2 separate regions of the Homo sapiens genome follow, and region 2 is linked to region 1. A link is a contact called in ENCODE Hi-C or POLR2A ChIA-PET data. All regions are on one chromosome and are shown on one strand. The core of a region is the stretch at or near the end of the contact, and the rest is flanking DNA. Distances in the headings are between cores, read along the strand shown.

Region 1 (6,496 bases), core at 51-2,550:
GGGCAACAAGAGCAAAACTCTGTCTCAAGAAACAAAAACAAAAACAAACAAAAAACCACACATTAAAAAAAAAAAAAAAAGAAAGAGGAGGGCATGGTGGCTCATGCCTGTAATCCCAACACTTTGGGAGGCTGAGGCAGGTGGATCACTGAGGCTGAGGTCAGGAGTTCTAGACCAGTCTGGCCAACATGGTGAAACCCCATCTCTACTAAAAATACAAAAATTAGCTGGACATGGTGGTGAACACCTGCAATCCCAGCTACTCAGGAGGCTGAGGCAGGAGAATTGCTTGAACCCGGGAGGCGGAGGTTGCAGTGAGCCGAGACCATACCATTGCACTCCAGCCTGGGCAACAAGAGCAAGACTCTGTCTCAAAAAACAAAAACAAAAACAAACAAAAAAACCACACATTAAAAAAAAAAAAAAAGAAAGAGGGCATGGTGGCTCATGCCTGTAATCCCAACACTTTGGGAGGCTGAGGCAGGTGGATCACTGAGGCTGAGGTCAGGAGTTCTAGACCAGTCTGGCCAACATGGTGAAACCCCATCTCTACTAAAAATACAAAAATTAGCTGGACATGGTGGTGAACACCTGCAATCCCAGCTACTCAGGAGGCTGAGGCAGGAGGATTGCTTGAACCAGGAGGCGGAGGTTGCAGTGAGCGAAGATCATGCCACTGCACTCCAGCCTGGGTGACAGAGCAAGACTCTGTCTCAAAAAACAAAACAAAAACAAAAACAAACAAAATATTAGCCAAGCATGGTGGTGCATGTCTATAATCCCAGCTACTTGGGAGGCTGAGGCAGGAGAATCACTTGAACCCAGGAAGTGGAGGTGGCAGTGAGCCAAGATCATACCACTGCACTCCAGCCTGGGAGACAGAGCAAGACTCTGTCTCAAAAAAAAAAAAAAAAAAAAAGACCAGCCTGGGAAAAATAGTGAAACCCCATCTCTACTTTAAAAAAGAAGGAAAGAAAAGGGGACTCTAGGGCCTCAACACCAAGCTGAAAGAGAGTCTGGAACCTTATCCTGGGGGGCACTGGGCAGCCAAGGGGAGGGTGCTGAGCAGGGAAGGGGTATATTCGTGTTTTTGAGACCTTGGAGGTAAAAGAAGAGAGATTCCAGCTGGGGGCTGGGGCTGGTCTGCAGAAAGGGGACTTTCTCTGCCTTCCGCTGCCAAGGTCCAGCCCAGGCCCCAGCATGTCCCCTTTCCCTCCTCCTGGGCAGGTACTTCATGAACATCACGTGGGATAACCGGGATTACTCCTTCAATGAGGACGGCTTCCTAGTGAACCCCTCCCTGGTGGTCATCTCCCTCACCAGAGACAGGACGTGGGAGGTGGTGAGTCGTAGCCCCAGACCTCAGGCATGGCAGAGGGTGTGGACTCCTGCATCCTGGCAGAGGGGGGGCTTGAGGTCGTGGACTAAGAGGGAGGAGGGGACAAGGAGCCTGGACTCCTGGGTCCTGGGATCTGAAGGTGGGAGGGGCTCCTGGGTCTTGGAAGAAGCTGCTGCCCACACACCTAGGTCTGAGGGAAGAGGATCATGGAGGCCAGGATACACCGGGAAGTCTTCCCAGGAAGCCTGACTCTCTTTCCCTTTGGCCAAGGTGGGCAGCTGGGAGCAGCAGACGCTCCGCCTCAAGTACCCGCTGTGGTCCCGCTATGGTCGCTTCCTGCAGCCAGTGGACGACACGCAGCACCTCACGGTGGCCACGCTGGAGGAAAGGCCGTTTGTCATCGTGGAGCCTGCAGACCCTATCAGCGGCACCTGCATCCGAGACTCCGTCCCCTGCCGGAGCCAGCTCAACCGAACCCACAGGTGACAGCTCGGGATCCAGGAGTTCCGGCTCCAAAACCCGCCTCCCGTGAAGCCCAGTAGTCTGGGCCCCCAGCCCCCTCCTCCCTTGGGACCCAGGACCCACAAAGCCCTCCAGCTTGGTGACCTTAGGCAAACCTCAGAATTCTTTGAGCCTGAGTTTCCCCTGAAAGCGCTAACCATAGTTTTAGCTGCCGCCTATCCCTTCCTCCATATCCTCTCTTCATGAGAGAGTCTAAGGAGGGGGTCCCCAAACTCCCCAAGCCTGGTCACTGCCCGCAGCCCTCCACCGGATGCCCCCCGCCCGGAAAAGCGCTGCTGCAAGGGTTTCTGCATCGACATTCTGAAGCGGCTGGCGCATACCATCGGCTTCAGCTACGACCTCTACCTGGTCACCAATGGCAAGCACGGAAAGAAGATCGATGGCGTCTGGAACGGCATGATCGGGGAGGTGAGGGGGCGGACGGGAGGCGGGGAATCTTCGGGGCGGAGTCGAGAGGCGGGCACAGCCGGGCGTGGTGGCTCACGCCTGTAATCCCAGCACTTTGGGAAGCCGAGGCGGGCGAATTGCCTGAGCTCAGGGGTTCGAGACCAGTTTGGGCAAAACGGTGAAACCCCGTCTCTACTAAAATGCAAAAAATTAGCCGTGCGTGGTGGCGGGCGCCTGTAATCCCAGCTACTCGGGAGGCTGAGGCAGGAGAATTGCTTGAACCCGGGAGGCGGAGGTTGCAGTAAGCGGAGATCGCGCCACTGCACTCCAGCCTGGGCACAGAGTGAGACTCAGTCTCAAAAAATAATAATAAAAAAAAAGAGGTCGGCACCCTGGGGCAGGGGCGCGGCCAAATTGAGGAAACACCTGATTGGGGCCTGGGGCGGGGTCGCGGGAGGGACATGCCTTGGAACAGGGGGCGGGGTCAGGAGGTGTCAGGGGCGGGGTTTGGAGGAGGGACTTTGGAGCAGAGGAGGCGGGGCTAGGAGGGTGGGACTCCTAGGGGAAGGGGGCAGGGCTGGGAGGAGGGACTTTGGGGCAGTGGAGGCGGGGCTAGGAGGGTGGGACTCCTAGGGGAAGGGGGCGGGGCTGGGAGGAGGGACTTTGGTACAGAGGAGGAGGGGCCAGGAGGGTGAGAATCTAGGGGAAGAGGGTGGGGCTGGGAAGATCTGGACCAAGGCCTTGAGGTCTTGCTGGGAGCAGCCGGGTAGGACGCGGGCTACCAATTCCCAATCTTGTTCCCCATTTCTCACCTCCGCCCTTCCCTGCCCCACTCTTCGTCCCCCTCCTCACCCACCTCGCAATCCCTCTTGGCCCCTTCCCTCACCCTGTCACTGGTCTGCTCCCGGGGCCCGTCTCTGCTCGCCGTCCGTGTCAGTCTGTCCGCTTGAGCCGGGTTCCCCCGCCCACTCCTCATCGCCCCCACCCCAGGTGTTCTACCAGCGCGCAGACATGGCCATCGGCTCCCTCACCATCAACGAGGAGCGCTCCGAGATCGTGGACTTCTCCGTCCCCTTCGTGGAGACCGGCATCAGCGTCATGGTGGCGCGCAGCAATGGCACGGTGTCCCCCTCGGCCTTCCTCGGTAATCTGGGGCCCTGGGACAGGGAGCTAGCCCTAGGCAAAGTAGCCGTCCCCAACCGTGTGGGCCCTGGGATCAGAAAACCTGGGTTCCCGGTATCATCGGTACTTGAACCCGCTGTGCAACTTCGGTGAAGTGACATCATTTCTGAACCTCAGTTTCCTAATCTACAAGATGGAAGAAATAATTTCCCTACCCAGAAGACATTTCATCAAGAGGCTAAAGAAGCTTGAGCTCAGGAGCCTTCTCTTGCACTGCAGCTTCCAAGCCCTGCACCTGGTTTTGTATTCATAAGGTTGAATTATTTTTTCTCAAAGAGAGCCCTCCAAATTGTGCAAGCTTCAGGCCCCACAAAACCCAAGTGTTTTCCTGTACTAGGTATGAGATGAAGAGAACAAATTAGCATGGTACCAATACCTTGTAAGCACTTAAGTCACCATCAGTGTTTACTGAGCATCTACTATGTGCCAGGTGGTGGGCTCCACACTGGGAACACAGTGGCAAATGAGGAAGACACAAATCCCTGTCCAGTAGGATCTCTCAGCCTTGTGAAGGAGGCAGAAGATAAGCTTCTACTTCTCTCTCTCTCTCTCTTTTTTTTTTTTTCAGACAGAGTCTCACTCTGTCGCCCAGGCTGGAATGCAGTGGCACCATCTCGGCTCACTGCAACCTCAACCTGCCTCTCAGGTTTAAGCGATTCTCCTGCCTCAGCCTGCCAAGTAACTGGGATCACAGGCATGCACCACCACGCCTGGCCAATTTTTGTATTTTTAGTAGAGACGGGGTTTCACCATGGTGGCCAGCCTAATCTCAAACTCCTGACCTCAGGTGATCTGCCCACCTCAGCCTCCCAAAATGCTGGAATTACAGGCGTGAGCCACTGCACCCGGACAAGGGTTTTAACTACAGAAGATGGTGTGGGGATATATAATCAGATTTAAGTTTTTAAAATATCCAGCTCTGTGTAATCCCAGCTACTCCGGAGGCTGAGGTGTAAGGATGGCTTGAACCCAGGAGGCAGAGGTTGCAGTGAGCCAAGATGGCACCACCGCACTCCAGCCTGGATGACAGAGCCAGACCCTATCTCTAAAAAAGAACAAAGAAAAAAATCCCACTCTGTGGAAGCAAGTGGCTGGTGGGGATGCTACTGCAAGGTTTATGCCAGAGACAGAGTGGGGGTGTGCAATAGGAAGGTGACAGCAGACAGATGCAGGGTGTGGTTAGAGAGCTGCCCACCAGATGGGCTGGTGGCTTTGAGATGGATTGGGTAGAGGGACCATTGCTGAGCTGGAGAAGCGTACATCGGCCAAGGGCAACAGTGCTTGTCAGTTCCCACTTGCTCTCTGAAGTGTGAGCAAAGCTCCTGGGAGAGGGGAGGGGCTGGAAGAAGAGCCATCCCTTCCTTTGTGTTTTGTTTTCTGTTTATTTCGCCCAGTGGTGTCTCCTGTGGCCTCCCCTTTGCACCAAGGTCTCTGCAGGGCACACTGAGAAGCACCACGTGGGGCCCCTGCTTGCAGGCAGCACACTGCAGAGGAGTGACAAGGTCCTATTTATGCCCCACCAAGTTGCCCAGCAGAGGTGACAGGCGTGTCCCCAGCTGCCGCAGTGACAGTCCAGGGTGCTGACCTTGCTGTGACGGGGGCAGTCCTGACAGCTCACACTTGGCCCTGGAAAGTTGAATCACCTGGTCCTAATCTCAATGAAATGGTGATTTGGGTTTATTGTTGGTGAGCTCCCAGGGGCTAAACACAGTTATCGAATGTGAGGAGGGGACACATGAATGGGAGGTTGTCTAATGGACAGGGCAGGGTGTTAACTCTAGCAGGGACACCTAGGAGACAAGGAAGAGAGGGTGTCGCTGATTCAGGCACCTGCGAGTTCTTTTTTTTTTTTTTTTTTGAGACAGAGTCTTGCTCTGTCACCCAGGCTGGAGTGCAGTGGCACGATCTCAGCTCACTGCAACCTCCACCTCCTGGGTTCAAGCAATTCTCCTGCCTCAGCCTACTGAGTAGTTGGGACTACAGGCGCCCACCACGACACCCAGCTAATTTTGTATTTTTAGTAGAGATGGGGTTTCACCATGTTGGCCAGGCTGGTCTTGAACTCCTGACCTTAGGTGATCCTCCCACCTCGGCCTCCCAAAGTACTGGGATTACAGGCGTGAACCACCACACCCAGCCACCTGTGAGTTTTGAGTAAAGCATGGGTGCTTGAGAGAGTGATCAGGACAGAAAGGAGAGTGTGACAAGGCTGAGTGGCAGGGACTTTGTCCTGGGGGTGCTAGGGAGCCTGGGGAGGGCTGTAAGCAGGGGAGGGGCCAGGTCCTCTCTGTGCTGTGTGGGGGATAGGCTGTAGGGGACAGACAGGAGCTCAGGAGGCTGGGGAAATGGTTGGTGGGAGGAGATGAGGCCTGAGCCCTGTTGGCCATGAGAATGGAGAGGAGAGGCCCAAGTAGCATCAGGGGCAGGAGCGTGGGGCTGGATACTGACAGGCTGTGGCCAGCGAGGGAGAAGGAGGGAGGAAGGGAGGACGGCAAATGAGGTTTGGGCCTGTGACTGGGTGGATGGTGGGGCTCCCATCATGAGGAGCGTGGGAGCTGGTCTGGGCTCAGCATGGGACATGATGAATGGCCTGAGGAGATGGCTGGGGTAGGTGGAGGCTTGGGCCTGTGACTCAGGAAACATTTAGGAGACAGTTTCTATTTGGTGGCTGAAACCACAGAAATGCCTGCGACGGCTCTCTTTGAGAATGGCTGCCTCCTAGGGGTATGGGTGTGCCATAAGACTATCTTGGAGATGGAGAAGCAGAGATAGGGCCAGAATAGGATGGGGTCAGATCTGGGCTGCACCTTGTTCCCTGCTGGTAGTACCCTAGGGTTTTTTTTCTTTCTTTTTTCTTCCTTTTTTTTTTTTGTAGAGACAGGGAGTTCAAGGCCAGTCTGGTCTTGAACTCCAGGCGTCAAGTGATCCTCCTGCCTCAGCCTCCCAAAGTTCTGGGAGTACAGGCGTGAGGCACCGCCCCAGCCTGATCCCCGAGTCTTTTGCTTGGCTGAGCCATAACCACGCACTCCCTTGTCCCCAGAGCCCTACAGCCCCGCCGTGTGGGTG
Region 2 (6,430 bases), core at 2,061-4,560, 190 kb after region 1:
CCCTGGGCAAACGCCTTCCCCTTCCTGGGCTCCATCTTCTGGCACCAGCCACAAGGTCTCACCTCGTTGTCCCCATCACTGGAGCCAGACAGCTGGGACAGGCGGCTTAGGTCCCACATGGAGCGGCTGGGCCGGGCCGGGGGGCCGCTGGGGGTCCGGGCGCGCTGCACACTCCTTAGAATGTCACTGAGTGCCGGCCCCGGGGTAGCAGGGGAGACGCGGCAGGCGGCCAGGCGGTGGGCCAGCGGGCCGTCAGGCGGCGGAGGCGACGCGGGGGCCACGGAGCGGCGGCGGGACACGCGGTGCGGGCTGCGGCCCCGCTGCAGGCCACCTATGACCGAGGGTTTCTGGGGGGGCGCAGGTGGGAGCGGGCAGGAGGCCGCGTACAGCGTCCGGAACTCAAGGCTGAAGGCGTCAACAATTTCACCAGTCAGCAGGGTCACCAGGCCTCGGTGCAGGCGTGCGTCACTCCACGTGAAGCTGGGGGTCGGGGAGTAGGGGGTCAGAGTCTCCAACCCTGAGGGCCCAGCCCGGCCCCCATCCTCAGCCAGGTCCCAGGGGAGACCGTAGGACCTCAGGCGAGTCCTGACCTCTCCAGCCTCAGCTTCCCTGTCTGTAGAATGGGCACAACTGAAGTACCTACTCGGGAGGGGTGGAGTGAAGACAGCCCAAGTTAAGACACTTATATAATCAGGGCCAGGTGTGGTGACTCACACTTTGGGAGGCTGAGGCAGGAGGGTTGCTTGAGCCCAGGAGTTTCAGACCAGCCTGGGCAACATGGTGAGACCCTATCTCTACAAAAAATCAAAAAAACTAGCCAGGTGTGGTGGCGCACACCTGTACTCCCAGCCACTTGGGAGACTGAGGCGGGAGGATCCCTTGACCCTGGGATTTTTTTTTTTTTTTTTTTTTTTGTGAGACGGAGTTTCGCTCTTTTTGCCCAGGCTGGAGTGTAGTGGCATGATCTCGGCTCACTGCAACCTCTGCCTCCTGGCTTCAAGCAATTCTCCTGCCTCAGCCTCCTGAGTAGTTGGGATTACAGGCACCTGCCGCCATGCCCGGCTAATTTTTTGTATTTTTAGTAGAGATGGGGTTTCACCACATTGGCCAGGCTGGTCTCGAACCCCTGACCTCAGGTGATCCACCCGCCTCGGCCTCCCAAAGTGCTGGGATTACAGGTGTGAGCCACCCGTGCCCGGCTGAGCCTGGGAAATTGAGGCTGCAGTGAGCCGTGATAATACCACTGCATTCCAGCCTGGGCAGCAAAGCAAGACCCTGTCCCCCTCGCCCCCCTCCCAAAAAAAAAAAAGCCAGATGCGGTGGCTCACTCCTGTAATCCCAGCACTTTGGGAGGCTGAGGCGGGCAGATCATGAGGTCAGGAGTTTGAGATCAGCCTGACCAACATGGTGAAACCCCATCTCTACTAAAAATACAGAAATTAGCTGGGTATGGTGGCACATGCCTGTAATTCCAGCTACTCAGGAGGCTGAGGCAGGAGAATTGCTTGAACCCGGGAGGTGGAGGTTGCAGTGAGCTGAAATCACACCACTGCACTCCAACCTGGGCGACAGAGCGAGACTCTGACTCAAAAAAAAAAAAAAAAAAAAAAAACTTATCTGGAATCAGACTGGAGTTTAAACCCAGGCTCTGCCTGGTCCCCACTTAGGAACACCTCAATGCCTCAGTTTTCCCCTTTGGAAAGAGACGGAATTCACTTCCGGACACTAACAGGGATTGTTTTAAGACCCAGCTGCTTCCTAGAATGACTGCCATTTAGTCAGTCCTGGCTGTGCACCAAGCTCTCCACGTTGCTGCTCCCTGCAGTGCTCATCTGCAATCTGGAGCAAAAACCTAGGAAGGCCGTGTGCAGTGGCTCATGCCTGTAATCCCAGCACTTTGGGAGGCCGAGGCAGGAGGATCACTTGAGGCTAGGAGTTTGAGACCAGCCTGGGCAACATAGCAAGACCCCATCTCTATAAAAAATTTTACAAAATTAGCCGGGCATGGTGGTGCACGCCTATAGTCCCAGCTACTCTGGAGGCTCAGGGAGGAGAATCACTTGAGCCTGGGAAGTTGAGGCTGCAGTGAGCCAAGATCGCGCCACTGCACTCCAGTCTAGGCAACAGAGCAAGATCCTATTTTTTTTTTTTTTTGAGATGGAGTCTTGCTCTATTGCCTAGGCTCAAGTGCAGTGGCACAATATTGGCTCACTGCAACCTCCACCTCCCAGGTTCAAGCCTCCCAAGTAGCTGGGATTACAGGTGCACACCACCATGCCCAGCAAATTTTTGTATTTTTAGTAGAGATGGGGTTTTACCACGTTGGCCATGCTGGTCTTGAACTCCTGAGCTCAGGTGATCCACCCGCCTCGGCCTCCCAAAGTGCTGGGATTACAGGCGTGAGCCACTGCGCCCGGCCAATTTTTTAAAATAAAAAATAAAATTAAGAAATAAATACAACATAGGAATATTCAAATGACTGAATTTGAATCAAGCCCCCTGCACGTAGCTGGCCCTGAGAGCCTGTGAGCTGTGGGGGCCGGTGCCCTAACACTTCCTGTCATCACAGTAGTTGTTATTGAAAGCACCAAGTGCCAGGCGTGGTGTGGTGGCTCACGTCTGTAATCCCAGCACTTTGGGAGGTCGAGGCGGGCAGATCACTTGAGCTCAAGAGTTCGCAACCAGCCTGGCCTACATGGTGAAACCCTGTCTCTACTAAAAATACAAAAATTAGCCAGATGTGGTTGCATGCGCCTGCAGTCCCAGCCACTCGGGAGGCTGAGTTACGAGAATCGCTTGAAGCTGGGAAGCAGAAGCTGCAGTGAGCTGAGATCACGCCACTGCACTCCAGCCTGGGTGACAGAGTGAGAGACTCCGTCTCAAAAAAATAAAAGCAAGCAAGCACTGAGCATGAATCCTGGCACACAGCAAGTGCTCAGTTAATACACCCTCTTCTTTCCCAGCCTCTTTGGAATTCAATGAACCTGGCTCTCATCCTGGCTCGGGGACCCTGGATACATCACTTTCCCCAGCCTTAGTTTACCCATCTGGAATATGGGGTCACTATGGGAGGTGTGAGGCTGAAGTCAAGCCCTTGGCGGGTGTACAGCACAGAGAATGCGGACAAGCTTGTGGCCAGCGTCCTCTGGGTTCAGGGCGTCTTCACCTTGGCAGGGATGGCAGAGCCCTCTTGCGCCCCGGCAGGTCGGCGGGGCAGGCCACCCCTTGGATTGTGACACCCACTCCTCTCACCTATGACCTCATCCCCAGAGCGGCCAGTGGGAACCCTGAGGGATCTGTGAGATCACTCATTCCATTCACAGACTCTTGTTGGGCAGCAGCCACCCGCTCACCTCCATCCCCAGGACTTAGAGGGACGCAGGGCGTTGGGAACAGAGGACACTCCAGGCGCTGACCCTGGGAGGCCAGGACCAGGGCCAAAGTCCCGTGGGCAAGAGGAGTCCTCAGAGGTCCTTCATTCAGCGGTTCCGGGAGGTCTGGGAAGCCCACGGCCTGGCTGGGGCAGGGTCAACGCCGCCAGGCCGCCATGGTCCTGTGCTGGCTGCTGCTTCTGGTGATGGCTCTGCCCCCAGGCACGACGGGCGTCAAGGACTGCGTCTTCTGTGAGCTCACCGACTCCATGCAGTGTCCTGGTACCTACATGCACTGTGGCGATGACGAGGACTGCTTCACAGGCCACGGGGTCGCCCCGGGCACTGGTCCGGTCATCAACAAAGGCTGCCTGCGAGCCACCAGCTGCGGCCTTGAGGAACCCGTCAGCTACAGGGGCGTCACCTACAGCCTCACCACCAACTGCTGCACCGGCCGCCTGTGTAACAGAGCCCCGAGCAGCCAGACAGTGGGGGCCACCACCAGCCTGGCACTGGGGCTGGGTATGCTGCTTCCTCCACGTTTGCTGTGACCAACAGGGAGGACAGGGCCTGGGACTGTTCTCCCAGATCCGCCACTCCCCATGTCCCCATGTCCTTCCCCCACTAAATGGCCAGAGAGGCCCTGGACAACCTCTTGCGGCCCTGGCTTCATCCCTTCTAAGGCTGTCCACCAGGAGCCCGGTGCTAGGGGAAGCATCCCCAGGCCTGACTGAGCGGCAGGGGAGCACGGCCCGTGGGTTTGATTGTATTACTCTGTTCCACTGGTTCTAAGACGCAGAGCTTCTCACATCTCAATCAGGATGCTTCTCTCCATTGGTAGCACTTTAGAGTCCATGAAATATGGTAAAAAATATATATATATCATAATAAATGACAGCTGATGTTCATGGAGCATTCTTTGTTTTCTTTTCTTTTTCTTTTCCTTTTTTTTTTTTTCTTTTTGTAGAGATAAGGTCCAGCTATGTTGCCCAGGGTGGTCTCGGATTCTTGGGCTCAAGTGATCCTCCCACCTCAGCCTCCCAAAGTGCTGGGATTACAGGTATGAGCCACGGCACCTGGCCAAGCCTGTCTTACGTTACGTGCCACTGAATCCTCACACCAAGCTGGGAAGGTAAACACTCTTTCAAACATTTCAAACATCCTGGTCTCAACTCCAATCATTCTCAAAGTGTGGTCCCTGGACCAGAAACAGCAGCAGCAGCAAGTGGGAACTTCCTGAAAATGCAGATTCTCAGGTCCTGTTCCAGGCACGATGAATGGCAGTGGGGTCCAAAAGCTGTGTATTGTTCTCTCTTTTTCTTTTTGAAACAGGGTTTTGCTCTGCTGCCCAGGCTGGAGTGCAGTGGTGCAATCTTGGCTCATTGCAGCCTCTACCTCCTGGGCTCAAGCAATCCTCCCACCTCAGCCTCCTGAGTAGCTGGGACTAGAAGCATGCTCCATCATGTCTAATTTTTATTTTTTTAAATTTTTGTAGAGATGGGGTCCTGCTATGTTGCCCAGGCTGGTCTTGAAGTCCTGGGCTCAAGCGATCCTCCTGCCTCAGCCTCCCAAAGTGCTGGGACTACAGACATGAACCACCACGCCTGGCCTTTTTCCGTTTTCTTTTTCTTTTCCTTTTTTTTTTTTTTTTTTATTTTTTGAGACAGAGTCTCGCTCGGTCACCCAGGCTTTAGTGCAGTGGCGCGATCTTGGCTCACTGCAACCTCCACCTCCCAGGTTCTAGCGATTCTCCTGCCTCAGCCTCCCGAGTAGCTGGGACTAGAGATGCATTCCACCAGGCCCGGCTGATTTTTTGTATTTTTAGTAGAGACAGGGTTTCCCCATGTTAATCAGGCTGGTCTGAAACTCCTGACCTCGGGTGATCCACCTGCCTCGGCCTCCCAAAGTGCTGGGATTACAGGTGTGAGCCACCACGCCCAGCCCAAAAGCTGTGTTTTAACAAGCGCTCCCAGGGATTCTGGTGCATGCACAGGGTTGAAAGCCACTGTTCCTGAGCAGTGTTCTCAGCTGGGCACCTGTGCTCCCCAGTGGGCATCTGCGCTGTCTGGAGAGGTTTTCGGTTCTCTAATTGGCAGGGAAAGTCGGGGGTATGGGGCGTGTGATGCTACTGACCTCTGCTGGGTGGAGGCTGAAGATGCCGAGGAGCCTCCCACAATGCACCCAACAGCTCCTAAAACAAAGACTTACCCAGCCCGAGCGTGGGTGCCACCCCTGTTGAGGGACCTGGTTCTAGAGGCTCTAACCCTATCAGCCCATGACATAGAGGGGGAAACTGAGGCACAGAGAGGTGAAGTAAGTTGCCTGAAGTCACACAACGAGGAACTGAGAGAGCTAGAATTTGAATCCAGGCCGTCTGGTCCCAGAGGCCACACCCCTCTCCTCCCTAGCTGTGCTGTGACCCTGTGAGGTAGGTGCTGTTATTATTTGCAGTTTCTTTCTTTCTTTTTTTTTTTTTTTTTTTTTTGCTTTTTTGAGATGGAGTCTTGCTCTGTCTCCCAGGCTGGAGTGCGACAGCGCGATCTCGGCTCACTGCAACCTCTCTCCTGGGTTCAAGCAATTCTCCTGCCTCAACCTCCCAAGTAGCTGGGAAGACAGGGTTTCACCATGTTGGCCAGACTGGTCTTGAACTCCTGACCTCAGCCAATCTGCCCGCCTCAGCCTCTCAAAGTGCTGGGATTACAGGCGTGAGCCACCATGTCCGGGCATTTTCTTAGATGCTCAGAGAGGTGGAGTTATTTACCCGAGGCAGAGCTTAGATCCCAATCCAGGTGCTCCTGATTTTGAACAAACCCCACCCCCAAACTGTTTGCCCAGTTTTCCAGATAAGAAAACACCAGGTCAAAGAGAAGCAGACTTACCCAAGACCACTAAACAGGCCAGCACCAGGTCCGGCCGCGGCACCAACCTCCTCCGCAGGGAAGAGTGTTTTGCCCCCATTACACAGATGAGAAAAGAGAGGCCTGGGCAAGGGGATGCCAGCTGTTCTCTGAGCACACTGAGGGAAAGTGGGGTATAGGACGCCGGGAGGTGGGGGGCGG

What was found. Hi-C counts contacts between places; a loop is a spot of excess contacts on that map. ChIA-PET counts read pairs that join two places held with the same protein, here RNA polymerase II (POLR2A). Pooled maps may share reads with other maps.
Region 2: a pooled map shows a loop between it and region 1 (2.4-fold over the local background). The contact joins the promoter of SPACA4 here to the enhancer-like site in region 1. A Hi-C loop is called at or near these places in 1 of 37 single-sample maps with no recorded cell type and 7 of 50 pooled maps. POLR2A ChIA-PET finds 5 or more read pairs at or near these places in 6 of 52 experiments (BJ, GM12878, HCT116 and 3 more).

The regions. Positions count from the first base shown.
Region 1 is chr19:48,412,764-48,419,259 of GRCh38, forward strand. It overlaps GRIN2D (glutamate ionotropic receptor NMDA type subunit 2D), which reads left to right. Exons shown (of 14, transcript NM_000836.4): 5 at 1,228-1,342; 6 at 1,610-1,821; 7 at 2,101-2,269; 8 at 3,239-3,392; 9 at 6,471-6,496. Among named protein-coding and RNA genes, the nearest start is that of GRIN2D, 22 kb to the left of the region's middle. RefSeq lists enhancers at 1,625-2,346, 2,052-2,191, 5,904-6,496, 6,421-6,496. Within about 2 kb of position 1,301, at least 4 of the 41 ENCODE cell types and tissues checked have a DNase peak (open chromatin) inside an H3K27ac peak, as active enhancers do; they include HCT116, where a contact is called at or near this core.
Region 2 is chr19:48,603,432-48,609,861 of GRCh38, forward strand. SPACA4 (sperm acrosome associated 4) reads left to right here and starts at 3,311. Exons shown (of 1, transcript NM_133498.3): 1 at 3,311-4,283. The coding sequence starts at 3,548. The coding sequence ends at 3,922. It overlaps FAM83E (family with sequence similarity 83 member E), which reads right to left. Exons shown (of 7, transcript NM_017708.4): 6 at 63-480.